Regions from separate parts of the Homo sapiens genome. Here region 1 is linked to region 2. A link is an interaction called in ENCODE POLR2A ChIA-PET data of the cell type or tissue named here. Cell type or tissue: A673. All regions are shown on one strand. Region 1 overlaps BCAR3 (BCAR3 adaptor protein, NSP family member). Region 2 overlaps FNBP1L (formin binding protein 1 like).

Region 1 (4,000 bases), 100 kb before region 2:
CCATGTCCTAGTTGCCATTACTGACTGCCCATGGCTTTCCATGAAGTTCCAGGTCACAGTGCTGTCCAGGAAAGCTTTCTGTGGTAACAGACGCATTCTGCACTGGCTATTACAGTAGCCACCAGCCACATGTCACTCTCGGGCACCTGAAATGTGACTGATGTGATTGAAGGATGACTTTTTATAATTAGAATTTGCTGTTTTCACGGTAAAAAGCCACTTCTCGGGGGATGGATGTCGCTGCTTTAGAGTTTCCTCGGCTGTACAGCAGATAAAATGACTCCTATGCTGCTGCTGTTTTGGCCTCGCAGCCGTGGATACATCCCATAGAAAATACCCAGAATGCTGAATTGCAGCCATGTGGGAGGATGGAGGTGAAGAAGTGGGCCATGCGGATTTTGTTCGGGAATACCCATTGCTTAAGCCTCTGGGGAATTCTAGGTCCCGCTTCTGAATTTCCCTGCTCTTCCTGATGAGACTTTTCTAGGTTCCAGCCTCTCTCCGGGTGTCCCCTTTTTCCCTCCTGCCCTAGGGGCCTGACCTCCCGGCTCCACTAGCTTCGTTCTATCAGCAGAGGTGAGCTGTGCCACCACACTTTGCCATTTCTCCCATGAGACATTTCAGCCTGAAAGGCCGCAGGTTCCAGGCCTCATGAATCTGAGCCCTATTTTCTTAGTATCATTCAGTGTGCTGGGACAGGCTGAGGGTGACAGGTTTGGGGCTTCTCTCTTGGCTGTTTTCTGACTTTCCACTTCATTTGTCTTTTCTCCTGACTGCCTCTTGGCTGGGGTCTTGCTCCTTAGCTTGTTTCTTGTGACCTGTGGGATCTTCTTTTTAGAGCCTGGGGAGTAGTTTTATTAATTACAATGTGTTTATTAAATAAAGGCCAAGGTTATAGAGGTCCTGATGTGTCACATGATATCACCTTCTTGCATTTGAGAATCAAATACAAAACCACCCTTTATTTTTAATTTACCACCTCACCCATTCCAGGCATACTGCTCTGGAAGTGTCCTTCATGTGACATCTGAGTGCCTCCTCTTGCCAACCACAGGAGCTTTTGCTGCAGATTTGCCAGCCTGAGTTGTTTTTCCCATAGTCGGTGTATCCAGGAGGTTTCAGGCAAATATTGGTTGAGTGAATGGATATAACCATTCAGTTAACCATTTATACAACACTAGAGGGCCATTAAAACACAGGGAGAGAAAACACTGAATAAAGAATCAATTGAATGCAGCATGGGAAGTGAGTTTATAGTTAAAAGCAACATCTAAAATGTTCTGTCAATGTTAACATTTTGCAAATGGATAAGAAAACTCTTCCAAAAATGTATCAGATAACAGCTGGGCGTGGTGGCTCATGCCTGTAATCCCAGCACTTTGGGAGGCCAAGGCAGGTGGATCACTTGAGCCCAGGAATTCGAGACCAGCTGGGCAACATGGCAAAACCCTGTTTCTACAAAAAAACACGAAAATTAGCTGGGCATGGTGGCATATGCCTGTGGTCCCAGCTACGTGGGAGGCTGAGGCAGGAGGATCCTTTGAGCCAGGGAGGTCAAGGCTGCAGTGAGCCATGATCACACCACTGCACTCCAGCCTGGGCAACAGAGCAAAACCCTGTCTCAAAAAAAAAAAAATAATAATAATAATAATAATAATAAAAATATATTTTAGGTCTATGTTTGGATTCATTAATTGAGAAAGACAAATCAGGAGAAGGAGATAAATGGAGAAAAGAGGAAAGAGATGGAGACAAAGAGGGAAAATGGACCAAGATACACAGGGAGAGACATGTACAGAGACAACTCTAGTAACAACTGCTATTTATTAGGTGCCCGCCAGTGCCAGGCACTTTAATTATTATTATTATTTTTGTTTTGAGATAGTCTCTCTAGTTACCCAGGCTGGAGTGCAGTGGCGCAATCTGCTCACTACAACCTCTGCCTCCTGGGTTCAAGCGATTCTCATTCCTCAGCCACTCGAGTAGCTGGGACTACAGGCATGTGCCACCATGCCTGGCTCATTTTTGTATTTTTAGTAGAGATGGGGTTTAGCCCATGTTGCCCAGGCTGGTCTCAAACTCCTGGGCTCAAGCATTGTGCCTGCCTCAGCCTCCCAAAGTGCTGGGATTACAGGCCTGAGACCTGGCTCACTTTAATTATTTTCACACCTATACACAGTCTCTCCTTCTCACAACCCTTGCTCCCATTTTACAGATGAAGAACCTGAGGAGTGGAGCAGTTAGGTACCAGCCCAAGCTTACACTGCAAGTGAGCCCCATACATGCATATATACGCAAACACACTTGGAGGCAGAGCCCATTACCTATTTAACAAACATTAGAGAAATGAGTGATGCTAAGCACTCAATGAATCCCTGCTGCCCTTTGCTCAGGGAGAGCAAGAGACCGACCAACACACCTGGGCACGGAGAGAGCACAGCGTGGAGTAACATCGTAAGCTCCGAACGTTCAGGACAGAGTGGCCCTGGAGTTCAAATGCATGCTGTATTTTAGTAACTACAGCTATAAACTGGGGCTTCGCCTCCAGCACTTGTACCACAGCCTGGAAGAAACTGAGGCAATTCTGGTCTAAAGCAGTTAACTCCTGGGTCCTGATTTACAGTGGGAAGGAAAGGGGGTCACAGTCTATGCTTTCTGCCGCAGACTGACCCCATTCATATTGATCCTGTTGTCATGCGGAGAAAAGATCACCCTGCTTCCTGTTTTGGGTCTCTGAGGTTGACCCATGTAGTTTAGGATGAGAAAAGGGAGGTTTGTTGGGGAAAATGAGATTTCGATTTTATTAGGGTCTGGCCTTACAGGCACATTCCAGCCCATCAACTATTCAATCTTTATCCTCCTCCCCATTCATTTCCTGGCCTCTGGAGTGGGGCTGGAGAACACCATTCTTACCTCCTCTTTCCTGCCTTTGTTCTGATGGCCATGTTATTGTCTTGGATCAAGCATGTCCTCACATTTTTCTGTCCCTTCCATCCCCAAATCCAGGGGGCTCAGTGGAGGTGGCCCTGGGATTCCCCGAGGAGAGATTCTCAGGCGTTTTGGGGGACCTGCTGTCTCCATGGACCTCTCATGGTACAGGGTACTAGGAGCCACATGCACTTCTGAGCACCTTTGCCCCAGGAGCTCCCTCTTTGTGCCCCCAGGTCCAGGGTTGAATGTGGCCCTGTCCGGGGACATCTTGCTTTCTGACTGAAAGTGCACCCTCTGTGGCCTACTTTGGCCCTCCACAGTCAGCCTGCTAAGGGGCGTTCTCTCTGTTGAGATTGGCCGTCTAAACTGTGCTGCCGGCACATTTTAGAGCAAAAGGAGCAAATGGCACAAAAACAGCCCTGCTCTTGGCTGATTTGGTTTAGTTTTCTCCTAGTCCCATTGGCCCTGAACCTGACCGCTGATCTCCTGGCTTTCAGACACAACACAATGGCCATCGGCATTGCAGTGGACATTCTGGGATGCACGGGCACTTTGGAGGACCGAGCGGCCACTCTGAGTAAGATCATCCAGGTGGCGGTGGAACTGAAGGATTCCATGGGGGACCTCTATTCCTTCTCAGCTCTCATGAAAGCCCTGGAAATGCCACAGGTAAATTTCCAATTACTTTATGTGTACTTAATGTTCTGTAAAGAGATCTGCATGCCATGTTTGGCAAATCAGACTATTTTAGTCAATCTCAAAAGTAAATTGAATCTTAGTGAAAGCTGCTTCATTTAGGGGACAGTGTCCTAAGTATTTGGGGTCTACTTTTTTTTTTCTTTTTTGAGACAGAATCTCACTCTGCCACCTAGGCTAGCAGTGGCACAATCTCAGCTCACTGCAACCTCCACCTCCCAGGCTTAAGTGATTCTCATGCCTCAGCCTCAAGTAGCTGGGACTATAGGCAGGCACCACCACACCCAGCTAATTTTTGTATTTTTAGTAGGGACAGGGTTTCACCAGGTTGGCCTGGAACTCCTGACTTCACATGATCTGCCCGCCTCAGCCT
Region 2 (4,000 bases):
TGATCCTCCCACCTCAGCCTCCCAAATAGCTGGGACCACAGGCACGCACCACCCTGCCTAATTTTTTTGTATTTTTTTAGACGAAGGTGTCTCTCTACGTTGCTTCTGGCCTCAAGTGATCCTCCCACCTTGGCCTCCCAAAGTGCTGAAATTATAGGCATGAGCCACTGCACCTGGCCTAAATGTATTTTAAATAATAAAATTTTTTATTATATATTTTCAGAATATGTAAAGCTTGAATCTTTAGTTTCTAAAAGTTAGGAGTATATTTTACTTCTTTCATTGCAAACTGCAGCTCTATATATTTTGCATGTCTCATAGTTTTTTAGTTGTATGTGTATCATCATTCTAGACATCAAGAAAAACTCAAAAAAGAAGAAGTCACTTCAGATTCTGTTCACTTAAAAAAAAAATACAAAATGACCTTGGCTCTAGTTCTCTACTGGAAATGAACAAGCTTTAGAATTCAGTTATCATGACACAGTGCTACTGTTATCACTTTTATTTCTCCAGTTTCCTTGATATATATATCTCCTACTAAGGAATTGGAGGTTCATAACAAGACATCAAAGAAAAGAAGCTAGGTGTGAGAATGAGAACTACAGTGAAAAGAGGCAGAAGAAGTTAGGATGTAGTTATTTAGTAAGGTAACTTAAAAACAAAAAAACAAGAATGGCTTATAGGCTCTGGCCATCATCTCTCTAGCTTCATCTCACATCATTCTTTCCCTGAACCTCTAAGCCCCAGCATTATGGCCTCTCTCTAACTCTAAGAAATGATTGACAAAATAACCTGGGTAGGATTTTTAAAATATATACTCTCCAGACCTAGTAAATCAGAATCTCTGTAGAAGGGGCCTGTTTTGTTTCAAAAGAACCAGGATGTGTGAAGAACATTCCACAGAGAAGCCTTCTCAGGCTAGGCACGTCTATTCTAAGTTTCCACAGCTCTCATCACACTTGTAGTAATTTGCTCAATACTTATCTTCCCTGCTTATCTTATCTCAATACTTATCTTCGGAGTAAGGGCCCTGTCTGTGCTCTCTTTCCTCCTCCAGAATCACTCTCTTTCTTTCATCAACACTTCTCTGGGCCCCAACAGACTATTATCAATGGTTTCCCTTGCCCTCTAACTTATCCTTTGGTTCAGTCGATTGGAGGCATCCTGAAGTAGGATGGAAGTGAAGTCAAAGTTTTTGTTTTTGTTTTTTTTGAGACGGAGTCTCACTTTGTCACCCAGGCTGGAGTGCAGTGGCGTGATCTCAGCTCACTGCAACCTCCGCCTTCCGGTTCAAGCAATTCTCCTGTCTCCACCTCCTGAGTAGCTAGAATTACAGGCATGCACCACCACACCCGCTAATTTTTGTATTTTTAGTAGAGATGGCGTTTCACGATGTTGGCCAGGTTGGTCTTGAACTCCTGACCTCAGGTGATCCACCAGCCTCGGCCTCCCAAAGTACTAGGATTAGAAATCCAAGTTTTTATTCCTCCACCACTCTGCTGTAAATTTCCTATATTCCCCTACTAAAGGCCATAGATCCCGTCACGCAGCCCTTTCTGCCTACAGCTACTGCTTAGGGGGCTAGTAACCAATGCCTCTCCTTGCCCTTAAGGCCTAACTACTAGCAGCTCCCAACTGTTACTAGCTCTAGGGTAATGCACCATCCACCACTGCTGGCTCCACAGACCAGGCCCACACCTTTATAAAAAGTTTATTTAAAACTCCTCAGTTAAGCCTTTTGAGTACTGTTTCCTACCAGGACCACAGACTAATACAAATGTCTGTTCAAATACACGTTAAGCTCAAGTTAAGACATCCTATCCAGTGTAGCAATTTCTACAAGGCAGTTGGGGATGTATACCCAGAACTAGGCACAGTGCTTTCTATAAAGTATTTTATAAATGCTTGTTGAAGATGGAAACGACCCCCACTAGAGGATTAATAAATCTCTAGGTAAATTACATCCATTAGAGGCATATAAAAAAAGTTTTGGAGTCACACAAATCTAGATCAGAGTTTAGCTTTACATGACAAAAGTTAACCTTAAGTTTCACCTTCTGTAAAATGGGAATACCACTACTTATCTCGCAGAGCCGGCATGAAAGTAAAATAAAAAATAAAAGAACATCTAGCAAAGTGCTTGGCACACAGATAATGTTCCAAATTATAAGATCCTTTCTTGCCCAAATTCAAAAATCTTTCAGAAAGATTTTTGACCAGAATAAAATAAAATGGTTCAAAATCACTTGTTAATTACTTTACACTTCCATCTAAAGCAACATAAAGATAACAGAGCAAGATACAATAATTATAAAAGAGATGAAAAAAAGAAATAGACAAATCTAAGATGATACTAAGAATAAAATTTGTAAACAAAATGCAGACAAAAAATCCTATACATTTGCTAACAGTGAACCAGAAATCTGACTTTAAGTTTTCTAGCAGCAAGTGCAAAATGAGAAACATAAACAGTCATACAAAACGCAGTTTCTATACTATAAAAAAGCTAAAGAGTAATTTCTTCCATGAGTCCCACAGAGAATAGCACGATAATGCAATCAGCAATATTCTTAACAGCTTTATGGTAAACTAACAAACTGTTAGGATTTTTTTTTTTTTTTTTTTTTTTTTTTTTTTTTTTTTGAGATGGAGTCTTGCTCTGTCGCCCAGGCTGGAGTGCAGTGGCGCAATCTCGGCTCACTGCAAGCTCCGCCTCCCGGGTTCACACTATTCTCCTGCCTCAGCCTCCCGAGTAGCTGGAACTACAGGCGCCCGCCAACACGCCTGGCTAATTTTTTGTATTTTTAGTACAGACGGGGTTTCACTGTGTTAGCCAGGATGGTCTCAATCTCCTGACCTCGTGATCCACCCACCTCAGCCTCCCAAAGTTCTGGGATTACAGGCATAAGCCACCACGCCCGGCCGAGGATTTTTTTTTTAATAATCTCTCTGCACATACACTGATGGCTGCCTTCTCAACAAAATTCAATAAAAGGTAGTATAATATTCATGGTAAAGAATAAGGGCTCTGGATACAGAAATATCTGAATTTATATCACTCTGCCACTTACTATGAAGTAGTTTTAGACAAGATACTTAATCTCTCTGAACCCAAAAATGTGAAATGCACTGCTTAAGTATTCAAAAATCATTAGATTAGTAGTAGTATTCGTGAAATCAATTTAATAGGAGTAAAAAGGGAATATGACTCAGTCCAAGAACAAGGAGATTTCTAATTCCCTGACTTAAGTAAAGATTTTAGAGTACATAAACCAATGGTTCTCAAACCTTGGTACTGTCAGAATCATTTGGAGTGTTTTCAAAAAACACAAATTTCTGGGCCTCATTCCAGAGATCTGATTCAAGAGATTAGAGTAGGGTTAGGGAGTATGGTTGTTACTGCCTTTAAATTCTCTACATGATTCTAATGATTGTCCAGATTTCTGTACTGCTAATTAACAGCACCATTTCTCAGACAGGCAAGAATCACAATAATCAATGAAGTCTTAAAAAACTATAAACTGCTGCCCACCCAACACCCCCATAAATTAATGTTATTATTAGACTCTCCAAGCCAAAGGCCAACTGAAATAAAAAGTTGTTGCTGATGTTTAAAAGGTATAAAATACACAAAACAAATGACTAACTTATCGACTACCAGCCAGAAGTTGAACAAAGAAATGAACCAACATTTTCACCCAAGCAAGAAACAATGAGGATAAATAAAAAAGAATTAGGTTTTTGGTTTTGCTTTTGTTTTTTGAGGCAGGGTCTCACTCTGGTCACCCAGGCTGGAGTGCAGTGGTGCAATCACAGCTCACTGCAGGCTCCACCTCCCCGGCTCAAGCAATCCTCTCACCTTAGGCTCCCGAGTAGCGGGGACTACAGGCACACACCACCACGCCCAGCTAATTTTTGTATTTTTTGTGGAAACAGGGTCTTGCAATGTTGCCTAGGCTAGTCTTGAACTCCTGGGCTCAAGCCATCTGCCCACCTTGGC

The links. Peaks named below come from ENCODE experiments on the same cell type or tissue, not always from the same donor. Only the 100,000 strongest peaks of a DNase experiment are listed, where the experiment ranks them.
Region 1: POLR2A ChIA-PET joins it to region 2 with 12 read pairs; 3 of 35 experiments call an interaction of 5 or more read pairs at or near these places.

The regions. Positions count from the first base shown.
Region 1 is chr1:93,571,270-93,575,269 of GRCh38, reverse strand. BCAR3 (BCAR3 adaptor protein, NSP family member) reads left to right here. Exons shown (of 12, transcript NM_003567.4): 9 at 3,429-3,600. Among named protein-coding and RNA genes, the nearest start is that of BCAR3-AS1, 19 kb to the left of the region's middle. RefSeq lists an enhancer at 1,791-2,788. In A673, no CTCF peak of the experiment used is centred here; no DNase peak of the experiment used is centred here.
Region 2 is chr1:93,471,455-93,475,454 of GRCh38, reverse strand. All of the region lies in intron 1 of FNBP1L (formin binding protein 1 like), which reads right to left. Among named protein-coding and RNA genes, the nearest start is that of FNBP1L, 25 kb to the right of the region's middle. In A673, no CTCF peak of the experiment used is centred here; no DNase peak of the experiment used is centred here; H3K27ac peaks cover 753 bases.